Linked DNA regions of Homo sapiens: region 2 is linked to region 1. The links are chromatin loops, found by intact Hi-C in ENCODE. Cell type or tissue: PC-9. All regions are shown on one strand. Each heading gives the region's core, and the rest is flanking DNA. Links, peaks and the distances in the headings are about the cores only.

What was found. Peaks named below come from ENCODE experiments on the same cell type or tissue, not always from the same donor. Only the 100,000 strongest peaks of a DNase experiment are listed, where the experiment ranks them.
Region 2: a loop joins it to region 1, with 4 times the contacts of the local background. A loop is called at or near these places in 7 of 110 quality-filtered maps.

The regions. Positions count from the first base shown.
Region 1 is chr1:121,413,156-121,423,177 of GRCh38, forward strand. The region is part of intron 1 of LINC02798 (long intergenic non-protein coding RNA 2798); the gene reads left to right. Among named protein-coding and RNA genes, the nearest start is that of SRGAP2-AS1, 20 kb to the left of the region's middle. RefSeq lists an enhancer at 6,632-7,133. In PC-9, for the core only: no CTCF peak of the experiment used is centred there; DNase peaks (open chromatin) are centred at 4,306 and 4,586; H3K27ac peaks cover 1,322 bases.
Region 2 is chr1:121,459,626-121,469,647 of GRCh38, forward strand. It overlaps LINC02798 (long intergenic non-protein coding RNA 2798), which reads left to right. Exons shown (of 2, transcript XM_047438024.1): 2 at 394-3,504. Among named protein-coding and RNA genes, the nearest start is that of SRGAP2-AS1, 67 kb to the left of the region's middle. In PC-9, for the core only: no CTCF peak of the experiment used is centred there; no DNase peak of the experiment used is centred there.

The DNA.
Region 1 (10,022 bases), core at 867-8,866:
TGCCTGTAATCCCAGCACTTTGGGTGGCTGAGGCGGGTGGATCATGAGGTCAGGAGTTTGAGACCAGCCTGTCCAACATGGTGAAACCCCGTCTCTAACAAAAATACAAAAATTAGCTGGGCGTGGTGTTACATGCCTGTAATCCCAGCTACTCGGGAATCTGAGGCAGGAGCATAGCTTGAACCTGGGAGGTGGAGGTTGCAGTGAGCCAAGTCCATGCCACTGCATTCCAGCCTGGGCAAAACTCTGTTTCCAAAAAAAAAAAAAAAAAAGTTATAAAGATATTAATTAAAATGAGGTTGAAAAATTTGTTGGGTTACAAACTTAACAGGGGAGAGAATGGGGATAGAGAAGGAAATGGGTGGGGATGAAATGGAGACTCAATATTGGCCACTGGTTCAAGAAATTTGGCTGTGAAGAGGTAGGGGTAGAAGAATTTAAGGGGTGAGGTTTTCTGTTTTGGGTTTTTATTTTTTGTAGTTTTTGTTTGTGTTTGTTTTATTCTGCTTGAAATGAAATATTGAGAAGCCATGGGAATATTTAAAAGCTGATGTGGTTGGGGCAAGGAATAAGGGTAATTGATAATGTCAGGCTTCTGAGAAGACGAAAGAGAAGCTGATTTGAAGTACCAGTGAAGACACTGACCTTCCACAGGAAGAGGCTTAGTTTCTTTATTTTACTTTGAAGAAGGAGAAGAGGACTGTAGAAGGAGACAAGATTACTGGATTTATTTGTGGGAAATCGAGGTAACTCCTATCTAATGGGTTTTTCTTTCTTTTGAATGAGGGAGAGGCCATAACTAGATGTTTGATATTAGACATAGTTTCCTACCTTTAAAATGGAATGTTTTGAGAATTAGTTGCGCAATGAATGTGAAAGCACTGCAATAACAGTTGTTGTTTACAGCACTTATTTCCGTTGTGGAAGTGCATCTTTAAATTTAGAGATTCTTACATTCTTTTTAACAGACTTTCTTTTGACATTATAGTCTTGTTTCCAAATCCTTTAGAGATGGAAGCAATATTATCTAAAGATATTGTGAGAAAAATAAGTATATGTAAAATATTCTATTTGTTGAAAATTACCACATAAATTTTATATATTATTTTACTTTTATAAAGGGATTGAAATCCTCATTCATAAGCATTAAATCAATCCCTTATGGCAGTTTATTTTTGTGTGGAAAGTTAATGGTGTCATGTAAAGTGCTTAAGAGAACTCCAGTACAATAATTCCAAGTTCTATAAAATATCCATCACATTTACATGAAAACACCACAAGATGACCAGGGTCTTTATTCTGATGTTCTTCTACTTCAGATCATTTTATCTCCTTAGGACCAATATGTTCATTTTGTTTTGTTTTGTTTGCCTTCTCTTGGAGACCAAGTTTGGTCAATTCTAACATGTGAGATGAAAAAGAAAATAGAACAAGAGAAGTGGCTCACTCCTGGCCAAATTATTTTAAAAATTGTATTCATATATACCTGGGAAGATTTTTATAATTAATGTTTTAGAGCCACCCTTAAAATAGTGTTGTAATTCCTTTCACAAAATATTTTTAGGGGCTACCGTTTCTGTATAAATTTAGCAATGCCGCTCATTGCTATAATTATAGCAGCCTACTTCTATTATAATTTTATTATTTATATTATTGTTTCAAAAGGCACTACCAACAATTAAACACTTTATTCAGAAATATCATAATTAAAACAAGATTATAGAGTACTTCAGTCTTTGGGATGATCAGAATTTAGTGCAGTGTACTGAGAACTATTTATAAAGCCTACTGTAGCCGACTCTGCGCTTTGCCCATGTCACCTAAGCTCTTAGTATTGCAGTCCACACCAGTAGACTTCCAAGGACAGCATTTATGTGTCTTTGTCTGAGTGTTTTCTCTGGCAGCCTGAGGCCACTCTGCTGTTGCCAGCAGCAGGCTGGAAGTATGAGGAAATTTTCACCCTTCAGGAGCAGCACTCAACAGGATTTAAAAATACCCAGCTCCCTTGCCCTGCAGTCAGGACAAGGCTGAGGTATATTTTCTACTTGGCTCCCAAAACCCCAAGTGGTAACTTGCTTAATGATACACTCTTGTCATTGAGTTAAGTTGTTGCTGTTGTGTTATTAAAGTTGTCTCCATTTCCTGTTTCACTTTCTCACTCTGCTATTAGTGTTTCCTGGAGTCATCTCCCATGGAACTATTTTCTCTTGAATTCCTTTTTCAGGATTTGCTTGTCAGGGAATTCAAAGTAAGCCACTTATCACATTTTCTCATCTGTAATTTCTAATATTACTTTAAAATTCTAAGTACGGTGGAGAAGAAGGAGCATAGAAAGGGCACATGATGCCAGCATTTTCAGAAAAATTAATCTCATGTCCATTGTGACCAGATACAACTCTTGGAAATATCTGAAATCATGTATATAAATTATGGAACAATGAAAGTTATTTTTATTTGTGATTATAGTTCATTTTCACCAGTATATAAAAAGAAAAATCTCTACCATACAATGTATCTATTCATTCAGTCAAAAATATTTCTTGAGCACTTACTATATCCTAAGTACAGTGCTAGGTTGTGAGGGTAAAATGGTGAATAATACTGATATCATGCCTATACTCATGAATCTTACAGTGTGATGTGTAACTGGTAATTAATCTGTCCTCACTCAAGTTAAGCTATGGTAAATGGTATGACAGAAAATATGGGGACCTCATTGAGTATGTGACAGAAGGAATTGATTTAATCTGGGTGTCCAGAGTATCCTTCCCTAAGGGAGTGAAGTTTGGGCTAACAGGTGAATAAGGAGTTAGCTAGAAAGGGGGTGGAGACACATCTGCAAAGAGCAGAGAATTCCAAGATGCTGAAGCCCAAGTTATCCTGGAACTTTAGAAGAACTGGAAGATGGTCACTGTGGCTGGCATAAGGGGACAAGAGAGAACAATGCACCTGGAGCTTTCTTGCAGGCTCCGTTAAGATAATGATAAGAAATTTGTGCTGTGCACTGTGGCTCACACCTATAATCCTAGTACTTTGGGAGGCCAATATGGGCAGATTGCTTGAGCTCAGGGGTTCAAGACCAGCCTGGCCAATATGGCAAAACCCCATCTCCACAAAAAATACAATAATTAGCTGGGCGTGGTGCTGCGTGCCTGTGGTTCCTGCTAATTGGAGGGTGAGGTAGGAGGATTGCTTGAGCCCAGGGGGCAGACGCTGCAGTGAGCTGAGATCCTGCCTTGGAAAATTATTAGATAATTTAAATTGAGAAGTAAAATAAGATGTATAGTTTTAAACAATCACTCTGGACAGTGTATTAGAAAACAAGCAGAGATCACTTCAATGTTTTAAGTAATTTGTGCTAAAGCCTAAAGCTACAACTCAGATAGTTAGAAATGTCAAACTATTTTAAAATATGTTGCTTCAACCTATTTATTAATATGTTGAGATTGCAAAGTGTCTCAAATGCTTACTTGAGAATAAAGGCCAAAATTGAGTAGTCAGTCACAACGTTAGGACTATTTCTTTGTTCCAAATTCAAAGGCACTCTTATTTGCATTCAGTATATATGCATTTTTTTTATTTTTGAGTGCCAACCAGAAGTTTAGCTATTGAAGAGTATAGCAAAGGGAAAGGCCAACAGCAAAATTGTATTTTCCGCATTTGCAAATCACTGCAAGATCTGGTCTTTCAAAACAATTTGGATTAGGTGAAGTATGGCATCCCTGTCTTGTGTATGAATTACAGAGCTATCATTCTGCTACAGTTATGATTATATTCATTGTAAGACAGAAGGCTGAGCAATTTAAAAAGTTCTATAATACAACTTAAAAATTTATATGAAATCGCCAGTCACTTTTCTATTTTCTGTTCTTCCTCTCCTCCGTCTTCCTTCTTCCACCTCACCCTCCACACCCCCACTTCCTCCTCTGTCTTTGAAAATACGACAAAATACATTTGATAATATAAAAAAAACACAGGTTATGCTATTTCAATAACTACAATGTAACATTAAAGTAGTTATTTGATTTTACCTTTTAAAAATACTAACCAGTCATATTTCGGACAATAATTCTAAATCTTAATGAGAAAATGAAATACAGCTTTTTAATGATTTGCAAGCATTGATAATCAACTGTTAACAGACTACAGCATTTTTTTTTTGCTTCTATGTGAATAATCTACTTTGTCTTTAATTCAGATTATATATGTAGAATGCTGGAAAATGTTATGTAAGAAGATGCATTTGTAGCCGGGCGTGATGGTGCCTGTAGTCTCAGCTATTCTGGAAGCTAAGGTGGGAGGATTGCTTGAGCCCAGGGGCATGAGGCTGCAGTGAGCCATGATTGCGTCACTACACTCCCGTGTGGGTGACACAGTGAGACCCTGTCTATAAATAAATAAATACATAAATAAGAAGTTGTGTTTAAACAAAATTTGATTTAATAAGTTTTCCTCAAATTGCCTAGTCACAATGGTATTTCATAGCATGCTTTATTTAATTATTTTTCTTTTGTTTTACTTAGCTAAATCAATTTTCTAGGCGTGTTTTATGAGAAATGCAGTTGGATAAATTCCTTAAATTTTCTAAATGATTCATGTATGACAGTGTAAAGGTAGCTAGTTTATGATAATTTTTTCACTCCTTGAAAATGACTGTAATATTTAACTGCTGTGAAACGAAACTGTAAATTATAATCTACATGGTGAAGAAAGAAGAAATATCTGTCAAAACACATTCAAAATTGTTAAAGATATAAGTGGATGTGTCTGGCTAAACTAGATTTAGACCTCTTAAGCTTTTCTTAATTTTAGAAAGAAAAAAGAGCTTGATTTTTTATGTCAAAACAGAATAAAATAAAGCAAATAAGGCATTAACTTGACCAGTCTCTCTGCCATTATTTATTTTGATTATCCATCCATATCCTTTATCTAATCAAATTATATAAAATTTTAATGTGAAGAAAGAAATTTTACTGCAAGAGGAAAATAAATCTTACTAACAGATGAAACTAAACTGAAGGGAGTTCATAAACAAATGTTTTATTGGGATACTGTAATTAGCAATGACAATAGCAATACATAAAGCGTAATATGGGAGTAAAGTGATTTTTCTTCCTGCTAGGCTGTAAAAAATGTTTTTAAGGGGCATTAATACCTTTCCACTCTTAATGTAATCTTGGGCATCAGCTCAGGTACCTTTTCTAAAAGCAGTAAGCACTTAACAAGGCATCCTATAGAAATATATCAGTAGTATTGCTCCAGGGGATCCCAGGCACTCGGCAGGCCGAGGCAGGAGAATCACCGGAGCCCGAGGCAGGGAGGTTGCAGCCAGCCGAGATCATGTCAGTACAGTCCAGGCTCCGCAAGAGAGGGAGACCGTAGAAAGAGGGAGACGGAGAGCGAGAGCGAGAGGGAGAGGGAGAGGGGGAGGGGGATGGGGAGGGAGAGGGAGAGGGCCAGTCTTCGTTTTTTATCAAGCACGAATTATATAACCTTGTTATTCTTTGGAGAATGTTTAATATCTTAAAATAATTATTTTTTAAGTGTGTGTGAATATCTGCTCTATTGACTGTGTCACAAAAGTATTTTTTCTTTGAATTATTATATGTCTCATTTTCTTCCTCTTTCCTTCCTTCCTTTCTTCCTTCCCTCCCTTCCTTCCTCTCCCTTTCTTTTCTTCTCTTCTTTTCTTTTCTTCTTTTCTTTTCTTTTCCTTCCTTCCTTCCTTTCCTCCCTTTCCTTCCTTTCCTTCCTTCCTTCCTCCCTCCCTTCCTTCCTTCTTTCCTTCTTTCTTTTTTTTTTTTCAGAGTCTCTCTCTGTCACTCAGGCTGGAGTGCAGTGGCGCAGTCTCGGCTGTCTGCAACCTCTGCTTCCCGGGTTCAAGCAATTCTCCTGCCTCAGACTCCCGAGTAGCTGGGATTACAGGTGCCTGCCACAATGCCTGGCTAATTTTTGTAGTTTTTAAGTAGAGAAGGAGTTTCACCATCTTAGACAAGCTGGTCTTGAACTCCTGACCTCATGATCCACCCGCCTCGGCCTCCCAAAGTACTGGGATTACAGGCATGAGCCACCATGCCCGGACTCTCTCTCTTTCTTTCTTTTCCTTCCTTTCTTCCTTCCTTCCTTTCTTTCTTTCTTCCTTTCTTTCTTTCTCTTTCTTTCTTTCTTTTTTCTTTCTTTCTTTTTCTTTCTTTCTTTCTTTCTCTTTCTTTCTTTTCTTCCTTCCTTCCTTCTTTCCTTCCTTCCTTCCCTCCTTCCTTCCTTCTTTCCTTCCTTCCTTCCTCCTTTTTTCTTTCCTTCTTTCTCCTTCCTTCCTTCCTTCCTTCCCTCCTTCCTTCTCCTCCTTTGTTTCTTTGTTTCCTTCTTTCTTTCTCTTAGATTTTTCTTTTATTTGTTGCTGCAGCCTCTAGGTTATATAATTGCTCCTTATTTTTTTGCCACCACATTAAGCTTTTATTGCTAGCAGTGAGTATTTGTTAAGTATGTACTTTGAATAGAGAATGGAATACAGTATGTTTAGAAAATGCTTGTTTTCTAACGCATATAAGCTGAAGAATTTTGAAATGTAACAAACAACAAGATAAAGCTTCTAATATATATCAGGCATTCTACCAGCATTTTCTTTAATCCAGAAAACAGCTTATAAATTAAATATTACTAATGACACATTAAAGAAAAAGAAACTAAGATACATACAGATTAAATAAGTTGCCAGTATTTATATGATTACTAAGTGTAAACCAAGATCTTTATTCATTTATTCATTCTCACATTCAAAGATTAGGAAAAATTGATCCTGCATTTCTGCATGACAACACTTGTGTTGGTGCTCACCAGGCTACCCACCACTCCTCATTGTCTTCTCCTGGGCATGCTTTCTTCCTTATGGAATCTGCCTAGTCTCCCAATGAGCCCGGTAATAGCCCAGTACACGTAGGCTAACCTTGTTATTCCAAAAATCCCTCTAGGGTAGTTCCCAAAGTTGTAAACTTCTAAAAAGTTTCAACATTGATATGGAGTTCCAAAAAAGTCAAGGACAAATCTGTATGGCTCCTTGGAATATCCATTTTTGCATACATTTATCTAGGAAGGCTTATGAAGCCTCTTCTACTACAAGAATCTCCTGATGAACAAGAAAGTAAGAAGGAATTACAAGGTTATCTGCATTTGTGAATTACTCATAGTTGTGAAAAACTACAAAAGAACTATAGGGAATGATTGTTCTAAACCTATTCACCCTTCAATTTAATAACTCATAGAGAATTAAGATATTAATTCATTCAATGACAAATATCTATTCAACACTCATTGTGAACCTTGCACTGTGCAATGTGCTGGAGATTCCTTGGAAAACAGGTTGAATATAATCTCTGCTCTCATGCAGCACAAGTTGGTGGGGGAACAAAACAACACACAAATAAGCAAATAAAAATATATTACTGCAGATTGTGAGAAGTGATGGAACAGAGTGCCATGATAAGAAACGGTATAAAAGTCCTTATTTTAGTTTTGGTGGTCAGGGAAGGTACGTTTGAGGATATGACATTGGAGCTGAGACTAGAAAAATGAGAAGGAGCCAGGGGATAGGGAGGAAGAATTCTAAGCACAGCTAATTGTAAGAGCAATGTGAAGTGAGGAGAAAGTCTGGGCCTGTTCCAAGGATGGATAGAAAGCTAAAATAGATGAAGTTTCCTGAAAAAGGAAGATTGAAGCAGAAAATGAGGTAATAAATTATTGCCAACAGTTTATTTCATAAATTTAACTAAAATTTCCTGGCATATTTACAGATTACAAGATGCCCAGTAGATTCTGCCAGCTTTCTATTGCTTAAAAGTGAATAAAAAGACAAACACAGCAATTAAAAAAAAAGGATAAAAGATTTGAACAGACACTTCGCAAAAAAGATACAAGATGGCCAATAGCATATGAAAAGATGCTCAACATCATTATTCAGAAAGAAAATACAAAATAAGACTACCAGGAGATAAAACTAGCCATATAAATACATATAGCTATAAAAACTAACAATGTCATGTTGGGAAAGACGTGGAACAACTGGAACTCTTGCACATTGCTTGTGGGTACAACTACTTTAGAAAATAATGTGGCAGTTTCTTATAAAAGTAAACGTACACTTACCTTATGATACAGCAATTCCACTACTACATATTTGCCCAAAATAAGTAAAAATATATATCTACAGAAAAGCTTGCACATGAATGTTCATAGCAGCTTCATTGGTAAGAGCCAAAAATGAGAAGTAATGCAAATGTGCATCAACATGTGGTACCTGAATACAATAGTATATTAGCAATAGGAAGGACAAAATCATACACACAACTCTATGGATGAGTCTCAAAAACGTGCTGAGAGAAAGAGCAGATATATACACAACATGTACACATGTACATAACATGTCATACATACATAACGTGTGTGTGATGATTGTATTTACATGAAATTTTAGAATGGACAAAACTGTGTAGTGACAGGAAGTGAAAGCTGATGAGGCCAGCAGTTGCCTGGGTGTAAGGGTAGGAAAATGTTACTGCAAAAGGTCACAAGGGAACTCTTTGGGGTGATGCAAATATTCTAAATCTTGATTGTGATGGTGGTTACATGGATATACGTATTTGTCAGGACTCATTAAACTGTAAAGTGGGTACATTTTTAAAAATGAGTACATTTTCTTATATGAATATTACACCTCAGTAAAATTTGTTTTAAAAAACAGTCAATGGATTTGTTTCTGTTAACGTTTATCATTATTGTTTATAGGATCTTTTCTCCATAGTAAACTAAATAAAATGTTTCCTGTATTTCTTTTAAAATATTGACTTATTTTATTTTTCACCAGTCCTCACTAAGGTTTTTTTTCGTTTGTTTGTTTTTGTTTTTGTTTTTTAATTATTAGCATTTTGGCCGGGTGCGGTGGCTCACGCCTGTAATCCCAGCACTTTGGGAGGCTGAGGCGGGCGGATCACGAGGTCAGATCGAGACCATCCTGGCTAACACGGTGAAACCCAGTCCCTACTAAAAATACAAAAAAAAAAAAAAAAATTAGCCGCGCGCGGTGGTGGATGCCTTGTACTCCCAGCTACACTGGAGGCTGAGGCAGGAGAATGGCGCGAACCTGGGAGGCGGAGCTTGCAGTGAGCGGAGATCGTGCCACTGCACTCCAGCCTGGGCGACAGAGCGAGATGCCGTTTCAAAAAAAAATACAAATAAAATAAAAAATTAAATTATTAGCATTTTATATTATATGGTACAGAGCTATGAGAAAAATAAAGCTTTCTTCTGAACTAGATTAATTGACTGGCATTAAGGAGACTTTTGCCATATATATATTTTTAATTTGGGGTATTGTTGTTAAGGAGTGAAAACTATGGATATTCGGGGGAATTATACTGAAAGTCTTTTAATTATTCTCATATTTTAGATTTCTTATGTGTTTAAGATTACATATGCCTAAAGTGAATGTTTTAAAGTTCCCTAAAAACATATAGCCTGGGTCAAAGCTTAAGTCCTAATACTTTCTTGAAAAAGCAATGTTAGGGTAGCAACAGTGAGGGAAAAAGAAGTGATTCAGGGGAGGAGAAAATGTAGTACATCGTCCAGGAATCCACAGCTTTAGAACAAAGCACCTTTTGCTTCCTCACTAACACTAAGGACGTATTCCACGCAGGTCGTAAGGTAACCCCTGCTACTCAGGAAAGTGTGAGATAGAAAGACAGGACAGGAATTTATCTGCTGGCTTTTTTATTTTTCTCATTACTCTAAGTTTGTGTGGAGGTAAAGCAACTCCATCTTGAATGCTACTCAGATGTGTTGACTGACTTACCACAAATTCTGTCCTTGAGCAAATTACTTCAATTGTCTTACAAATTCCTTTTGAAGCACGTTACCCTTTCCCTATGGTAAAAAAAAAAAAAAAAAAAAAAAACCCTGGGTCTGAGGGAGAATGGTGCAGGGATCCACCATATCCTCTCACCACCACCAGAGATATGGCTAATATTCCTAAG
Region 2 (10,022 bases), core at 604-8,603, 46 kb after region 1:
ATAATCTATATTAATAAATGCTGGATGAAATAATGCATCTCTTGGGAATCAACACATGTGAACTATTAGTCATCATCTGTCACTTTCAAATAACGTTTTTCCATTCTCTAAATCAGTGGCTTCCAAAGTGATTTGTATGTATTTCAGGGGATGTTCTAGAATGTTGTTTAGAGTGCAAGAAAAAAAATAGAATTTGCATTTGGATGTATTTTTGTCTAAAAAATACAAAGTAAGTCTTTAGTAGTTAATTTAATATTTAATATGTTCACATTTTCATCTTTATTACTTGAATCCATAAATAATGATTCTTAAATCATTATTATTATTATTATTATTATTATTAGGCACATTGCTACCTGGAATAAGGACTAAATTTATCTTCTTTCCTTGCAGCTAGGTGATGATATTCTGATCTATGAGATGCAAGAAGATGTGATGTGTGGGACATCCATGAAAACTGATTAATGAGACCTGACACAAATTAGAGATCAAGCCCACTACGACCACCACCATTTTTCTCTTCTATCCTATTTTTTTGTGACCTCTAGCATGACCATGATGCCAAGATCTCTAGCAGCCACATAGTGACCTGAGGTAAATCTGAGTATGAAAATCATGTGCCAGGATGGTGTAGAAAGAGGGTTTTGGATCCTATTGACAATGGAAAGTTGGTCTTCCTACCTCTGAACCTCTTTATGTAAGAGAAGTAACCTGAGTTTTAAAAGCCATTATTATTTCCATTTTCTCTGCTGATGCAGACAAACACAAGTCCTAATTTTATAGAGACCTAATACGTTCTGGACCTCAGAAAGAGATTCCTGGAGGAAATGTTGTTTTCAACCACTAACTCTGCTAATTTCAGGCCAAGTGAGGCATTATATAGACAGTCTGACCACTGCCACAGTTGCATACGTTCTAAATTTGAAATAAATCCCTTACTCTGTATCACTTATAGTGGATCTGCTTCTCTGATAAAACCCTCACTAAGACAATTATCATCCACTGTTTGTTTTTCCTGTGGTAAGTATATCATTGCTGTATAAAAATAACCTTTTAATTATTAACTCAGTTGGCCCAGTTTAGCATCTTTTCCATCTTCCATTCTCAATTTGATAATTACCATCTTTCATAATAATTATCCTTCAGGTTTCACAATACATGTATGTTGAATGTTAAGGCTATTCTTCATTGATATTTACACTTTGACTCCATGGTGAGAGAAGCTGCAGTATCTGAGAAATAAATAATTTGTATGTGGGAGGTGTGATTTTACAGCTAGATTATAGCTCAGTTTCTAGTTCTTTCTTTTAGAGAGATTTCTCTTGGTCATCTTTATAGAGGTATGAAGATATTTAGTTTTACTGTTATTATATTAACATTTTAAAAAGCAGCTTTCTACAAGGTATGGCATCAGGTGGAATTATTCTTGCTGTGCTCTCAAATAATCTCCATGCTAAGTTTTTGGGCCTCACTGCAGCCCCTGAACACGTATGTCTCTCTGTACCTCCTCTGTATGATGTAGTGAATTTTTTGGACCTTTGAATCACACACAGGCTTTCTTGGCTGTTTTATACCAAAGGACTTTCACTAAATTCCTAAGAAAAATTTAGCACAGCCGATGCTGTTTTCCAATGCCAACCTTGGAGTTTGCAATTTGCCCAGACAAAAATACCATAGCTGATGGTGATGATGATGTCAATATTTTTTTAAAATACAATTTAAAAAATGGTTCAACATAAATTATCTCATTTAGTCCCCTGAACAACCTTGTGATGTGATTTTGAACAGGAATATCAAGACCTCAGGATCTGGCATCAAATTCTGGGGTTTGAATATTATTTCTATCACAAACTATTTATATTACTGCTTATATGTAAGTGACAACCTTTCTATTCCTTATTTTTTCCACTTGTAAAATCAGAAAAATGACAATGATGAGAGCACCAAACTTATGAGCTTGCGAAGATTAAATGTGTGTATGGGTTTTTATCAGTTTGAGAGACATTATATTTCCATTTGTTGTCATTCTGTCCCTTCCATCAGGGTAGGACCTTTCTTCAGTGCATTACTTTGTCCCCTGAACCTAGAATGGTACCTGGAATATCATTGGTGCCCAATAAGTACTTGCTGAATAAATGACTGAATAAATAAATGTAATCTGTCAATATTTTCATCTGAAGATATGATATCTGTTTTTTACCTTATTTTTTCAATCATCCGAAAGGTAGTATGCACATTTGAAAGGTAGTCATTGTTATTTTCTTACACCAGTACTTGCACTTTTACAATATGTAGCAATAATCATAAGCAAAGTATCATGACAGAGTGAGAATAAACTTAAATCTGTAATTGCAATTTTTCTTCACCGTGGCCTCCATTGTTTGTCATGTGTCTTGGCTACGTCAGGATGGAAAGCATTGCTTTTTTCTATTTACAGGACCAGAATTAAATCCATGTTTCTTGGCTGACCATTTGGTTAGTTTTTGTTTGTTCATTTGTTTTTTCATGAAATGTTCATGGTGGTTGGGCTGGAATAGGTATAGCATTTTATTTATTTATACTCAGCTGAAACTAAGAGAAATATTTCAGACCAAGAAGTGGGGACAAGAGCAATACTTGTGTAATAATACGATGTACCATTTTACATTATTTGGAAGTGCTGATGCCTGCATCTATAGCATCAGTCAAGAAAGAGAGGTAATGAAAGAGATTTCAAATGAATATCAGATAGGCTTTAGTATTACATAGGATAAGACAGACAGGATTGGTCAGGGTATGCTGGAAAAGATTTTTTATCTTATTTTATTGGCTTTATTTAAATTTTTTTTTTTTTCCCAGCTGGAAATCTATTTATTTATTTTTCTTCAGTGTTACAATGAAACAACATTGCTTTATTTAAATTTTATAAAAATTCAAACCATACAGTACTTTATAATAAAATTGACTGCCTTTGGCTACTCTATCTCTATTTCCAGTGCAACTGTGGAAGTGGCACTGACAGATATGGTTTTAGCTACTTAGAAATTTTTCTAGACACACACACACACACACACACACACACACACAATTTATATGCAAAATGCTCATATGCATGTCATATTTTTTCTTTATTCAGCAAGTTATAGTGGATATTCTTTTATAGCATACGTAGCAATGGACTTCTCTTTTTAAAGACTGCCTAGAATTCTGTAGTTATAATACAGTCATTCATGTAACTAATTCTCTAAAAACAAGCCAGATGATATTTACTAAGAACTTACTATGGGTCAGGCACAGCTCTAATAGTCTAATCTCATCTAATCTCAATACGTTCATGAGTTAGGAATGGTTGTTATTCCCATATGTTCCCAATGAGGAAACTGAAGCAGAGAGTTTAAATAATGTGCCCTAATTTACAGAATTATTAAACTGGTACTGGAATTATGCAAAGATAATCAGGCATCAGAGTTTGTGATGTCAACTGTTATGTGATACTGCAATAAACGTTGTATAAACCTCTGTAAACTAGTGTGACATGGTTTGGCTGTGTCCCCACCCAAATCCCATCTTAAATCGTAACTCCTACAATTCCCACCTGTCATGGGAGGAACCTGGTGGTAGGTGATTGAATTATGGGGGTGGGTCTTTCCTGAACTGTTCTCGTGATAATGAATGAGTCTCACGAGATATGATGGTTTTAAAAACAGGAGTTTCTCTGCACAAGCTCTCTCTTTGCCTGCCACCACCCATGTAAGATGTTGACTTGCTCTTTCTTGCCTTCTGCCATGATTGTGAGAACTTCCCACTCCTGTAGAACTGTTAAGTCCATTAAACCTCTTGTTCTTCCTAGTCTCGGGTATGTCTTTATCAGCAGCATGAAAATGGATGAATATATACTGTAACAATTTTTAAACAATAGATGTGGATTGCTGGGTCAGAGATTTGGCATATTTTATATTTTGATAGTTTTTTCCATTTTGTCCTCTAACAAAAGTCAAAACAATGTGAACTTATGCTAATAGAATATGAATGCATTCCTGGCTAGGTGTGGTGGTGGCTCATGCCTGTAATCCCAGCATTTTGGGAGGCTGAAGTGGGTGGATCACTGAAGGTCAGGAATTCGAAACCCTCATGGTGAAACTTAAAAAAAAAAAAAGAATATGAAATATGAAGGCATTCCTTTCTCTAAACTATTGCCAATGTCAGATACATTTGTTCCTAAAATCAGGTCTCTGAAAATTGGTGGATAGTAAAATTAAAGGTTATATCAGAATGATTTCCTTTAAAAAATACAGAAAAAATGCATTCTAATAAGTTGGAAAGAAGTGTTCTCTTGTCATGTTACATGAATCTGAATTGTAAAGGGTTTGTCAAAAACCAAATATATAGGATTTTATTCATTAAAAAAATCATTACTACTAATGCTCAATGGAGCAGATGAGTTTAGTTTATTAGTATTGTCTGCCATTTTCTCCAAGATCCCAATTTTTAAAATTCTTTCATATGATGTCTTGGTTCTACTCAGCAAACTTTCAGACTTTTGTTATTTTTGTTAGTTTGTCATATATTTTTTAGATAGTGCTTTTGCTATAGTAAAACATGCCTTCAATGTGGTAAGATATGTCTTTTAAAAAATTATAGCCAATAAATATCAACTTGACTTCAATGGTTGATCCCCTTTTGCTACTTCTGTACCTGGAAAACTCCTCGAGATGGTAACTAGTGCTTTCCAGTCATGCTTATGCTTAAGAGCAAAAACAAAACAAAATTGAAAGCAATAAAAACAAAAGAATTTCGCTGATGAAATACACAATTTTAATTTTGCAAAGCATCAACTGTGAATGCTTCAACAGCATGGCATTGTGTGAGAGTTTGGAAACATACCAGGGGGTTGAATTTACATTCTTTTTTTTTTTGGGTAATAAGATGTATTTTAATTTGACCACGGGAATGTGGTCAATTATATTTCCAGACTCTAACTAAAAAGCTTGGACTTTAGGTTTAAAGTTTGTTATTCTAAAATGAATGTCTTTATAGTAAAGGAAAAAACATTCATGTCTTCAATGTAGGAATCCAAATATCATAAATTATGCATTAATTTAAAGGCTGGTTTATTGTCAATCTTTTTAACATTTAACAAATCAGTGACAAATGATGTTTAATTTATATATCCCTTATCACTGGTGATACACATCACTTATCATCTATTTATCCATCCATTTATTTATTTTTTATTTATTAACCATATTAATTTTTCTTCCAGGAGATTACTGTTTTTATCCTTTCCTTTTCTCTTTCTTGTTTTTTCCTATTAAAAACTTTGTATTGTTTATGAAAGTCTTAGGAATAGAAGGAAGGACTAATTTCTGAGAACAGAACAAGGTGGGCACAAGAAGCCCCTCTAAAGACAGAACTAAGGCAGGAATCAATGTTATCCTCATGTGTGGCTTGAGAACCAGCCTGGTGGGGAGTGGAGGTGAGAGATTTCAGACATCAAGAAGGTGGTCACCACTCTGCTCCTCCAGGCCTTCTAAGATATGGAAAAGCTGCTGTGACAAAGAAGCCATGCTCTCTCGGACCCGGGCTGCAGCCTTGATATGTCAAGTGGTACAAGGCACTTTGACATGCAGGGTGTGGAGAAACTTCAGTCTTCAGACTTCATCCTGCAAATCAGAGTAGGCCTGATGAGCATTTGACCAGTGCAGTTACACAGAGCCCTATGCTCAGAAAGATGCTGAGTCTGGTTTAACTCTGCTGTTATTATCTGAACATTCTTAACAACTTTTGCTTTAAACTGTGCTTTCTAAGCGGAGTTTAATGGGATAATGGAACATGCACGTGAGCAGAGGAGATACATTCAGGGCACATGTACGCTGTGCTTCCTTGACACTCCACTTGCAGATTGCCTTTGCAATGCGCCATATGCACAGAATTTCAGTGGACCACTAGGCTTGGAAATTCAGTAAGACTTAAAGTAAATAAAAGGTAAGCATTTTATATATGGGGCTGAGTAAGAGGAGGGCGATGAAACAGGACACTGACGGCTTTTAGAGACAGTGCATTCCTTTGAACACAACCTTGCTTCAAATGCAGAAAGAAAGCAGTGGCCTTTCATGACATCTGAATACCCAAAGAAGCCTATTACACCCTTTCTTACTTAAGTTACATTCTTATATTGGCCAAGTACTTACATAAAAAATGATGACACAGAAGGAAAGGGAAAAACAGGACAGCCCATAGTTCCTTTTCCTTTCAGTCTTTTCTTACTTGCCTGTAGCAAAAGGTAGAGAGTGTTGGTAGAATGTGCATGTATCGAAAAGTAAAATAAAAACTGTGCCACTGCTTTGGTGCAAAATTTCTTCTTAATTTGGTAAGAGCAAAATACACATGCATATATGAACTATGAAATATAAATTGTATAATTTCAGTAATTATACATATAAATTAAATGCTCTTATATTCTAAATCTTGTATTACACAATACAAAGATGAATGGTAAAATTCCTTGTAATAATCAAAATTTTTTTCTTAGAATGACATTAGATAGCAAATAAAAGAGACATGACAAAACAACGTGGAGACTGTGGGAGAAAGGTAACAGCTTGATAGTTTAGTACGTTTAGTGGAAATTTTTTTGTGCTTTTTGAATAAGGGGTCCCACGTTTACATTTTGCACTGGGTCCTGCAGATAACGGAGCTGTCTCAGCCCAGTTGATTGATGTCCTGGAGAGGATCCCTCAATGGCAGAGAGCTCGGTGACAAGTTCTAGATGTTGCTGCAGGTGTTTTTGTTTGACCATGTTTCTTGACTCCCTCATTGCGACAAACTTCTCCAGATTCTCTCAGAGCTTTTGAGGCCAACTCATTCACCCTCAGTACCGTTCCCCTGGCCTACCCCAAACTTATGCTGTTGAACTTGTTTCTCCAAGAAAGGACTCAGCATTTCCAAAATGCTTTTCAAAGCATCACCAGGACAATAGAACTCTTTTTTCTTGGCTACGGAGTCCTGCCGAGCCACAAACAGATGGAAAATATAATTCATCCCCTCAAAGATCTGGAAGATACTGAGTCCCACAGCATTTGCTCTGCACCTGGCTCTCCTATGGTCCCGATCATCCAAATGAACTTACAGGTCACTTTTTGGGTGTCTTTGTGCCAGTGATTTTGCTGATGGGTCTATTTGTCCTTTTATTTCTGGTTCACACGGGAGCTCATTATGGTAGTTATAAAATTAGATTTGTGGTGTTTGGAACCTAGCAAAGAGAGCTATGAAATTGCAATAGACTACTTAATTATCCAAATTTTTAAGACTAACCTTAATTCATTTATGTATTGTTCCAACTGCACCCCATCCCACATTTTTTTTTCAAGTGGGTGTTTTATATTTTGTGCTGATTAACCCCTTATAAGTGATACATTGCACCTATTTTCTCCTAATCTGCATTTTGTTGTTACTTTGTGGCATCTTTCATCATGTATAAACTTTCTTTTAAATTTTGTGTAATGAAAACGTTTAGTCTTTTTCTGTATTTATTTATTTAGAGACTGAGTCTCACTCTGTCACCCAGGCTAGAGTGCAATGGTGCGATCTCCACTGTCTGCAACCTCTGCCTCCTGGGTTTAAGCAATTCTCTTGCCTCAGCCTCCCGAGCAGCTGGGATTACAGGTGCCCGCCAACACGCCCAGATATTTTTGTATTTTTAGTAGAGACAGGGTTTCACCATGTTGGCCAGACTGTTCTTGAACTCCTGACCTCAGGGGATCCACCTGCCTCAGCCTCCCAAAGTGCTGGGATTACAGGTGTGAGCCACTGTGCCAGGCCTCTGTATTCTTAAATTTTATGCCTCTGAAGGCTTTTCTATCCCAAAAATAACTTTAAAATTCTTCTATAGCATTTGAACAATGTTGTAGTTTTATCCTTTGAACTCTAATGAATTAGAATTTATTGTCTGATAAATGTATAAGACAAACATCTAAATTTATTTATCAAACTAGATAGATTTTTAAATAAACAGCCACTTAATGGATAATCTAACTCTTTTTAACTGCTTTGAAATATTTTATTTGCTATATGCCAAATTCTTATGTGTATATGTGCCTTCTTTTTCTCTCTAGTCTCTTTCATTAGACTATTTGCCTTTTCCTGTACTTATATCACACTGTTGAAGTTATTATAACTATGTAGTATATTATGATACCTAGTAGGACAAATTCTCCTTCAGTGTTCTTCAAAAATTCCCTGGTTATTGTCTTGATTTACATTTTACAGATATTTTAAAATCAATTTTTATAATAAAATTCTTTTAGAATTTAAATAGAAATTGTATTAAATTTAAAGATTTACTTGGGGAGATTTGGCATCTTTGTAATGTTGAATAGTTTCCATCTTGTAATATCTTTCCATTTTATTGGATCTTAGAAAATTTTAACTTTTCCTTCACAACTTTAGTTAAACAAATTCATAAGTATACCCTTATTTTGTCTTTGTTAGAGGAATTTTAAAATAAGTATTTGTCATTTATTTCTGTAAATTAAAAAGATGTAAATTTATCTTATAACTGGCCACTTTCTTAAATTATTTCATTTATTCCAATAGTTTTTCTACTGATATTCCAGGCTTTTCTATGTAGGAAATCACATAAGTTGCAATTAATGAAGATTTAGGTTTCTTTCTAATATCTTATTTAAGTTCTTATTTGTCAGGACTTCCATGTAATGATCATAGTACTTGATTTTAAACAATAGGATAAGTCAGACTCTGGTTAATTTTGACAAAACATAAAAAGTAGTTCAAAGGAAAACTATTGAACCACATTTGGAAAACAAGTACACTAAGCAGTCAGAACCAAATGCAAAATGAATCCATCTGGTGAACATATTACTGCTATTGCTATTGAACAACAGCTGGCATTCCCAGCACCACAATACTGCCTTTTTGTTCCTTGGGAAGCCATAGTGGCTTCTCTTCTGTCCTTGCTCCATTGCACTATTTCCAATTCAAGGTTGTGTTTGAATATCTGACTGGCTAAGCCCAGGTCGTATGCACATGCCAAAGTGGCAAGGGAAATTGGGAAAAGTGTGTTTTTCCACAATTCAGAGTTCTTCTATTTGTGGGAAATTTTCCAAATCATAGGATCAAGGTTTACATGTTGAGTAGAAAAAAAAATTAACAAGAATATTTCATACCCTTTAAAATATATTGAACAGTAACAGTATGATTCATTTTGTATCTTACTTTCATTGGAATTTCTCTTGTATTTTACCCTTAAATATGTTTTTGTTGTTGATTGATACTATAATAATATGACAGAACTTTCCTTTTATTTTTAGCTTACTGAATAGTTTTTGTTGTAACCTTAATAAAAAGTGGATGTTAAATTTTTATCAAATATATTTCCAGCATATATGGAGATAATTACACATTTTCTCTATTAATATAAAATAGCAAATTGCATGAATATATTTCTTAATGTTGAATTATTTCCTTGTATTATAAAATATATTCCACTTGACCTTATGCTCTATTGTTAAGTCAATATTCAATGTTTACAGTATTTGGCCTATGGAACTATTTTTCACAGCTGATAATTTTAGTTTATTATGAATATTTTTGTTCCCCCCTTTTATTTATCTTCATGCTTTTTCTTATTGTGTACTTCTATTGCTATTTCCTCTGCACACCCCCAATCATTCAACAGCCTTTAAGTACACTTTTCAATAAGGTCAATCACATCAGCTAAACAGACATTTCAATTATTTTCTTGGAAACAGTCTCTTGGAAAGCCCCTTTCTGAGGGTCTGGACTGATTGCATTCTAGGCCAGAAATGGAGCTGTCATTCTAGGACTTTCCTTTTCTGTTATGCTTTGAATTCCCTCTGCCTCTCTTCTGGCTTGGATCTGTTGCTTCTGGCCCCATCCTCTTATCTGATGTTTTGCCTTGTTTTGTCCTAGCGAATCATGAGGTCAGGTTCAAGGGACAAAGGCAGAGGCATGCACAGGGGAGCCCTCAGCAAGTCACATGGCTCCAATGTGAGCTGAATGTG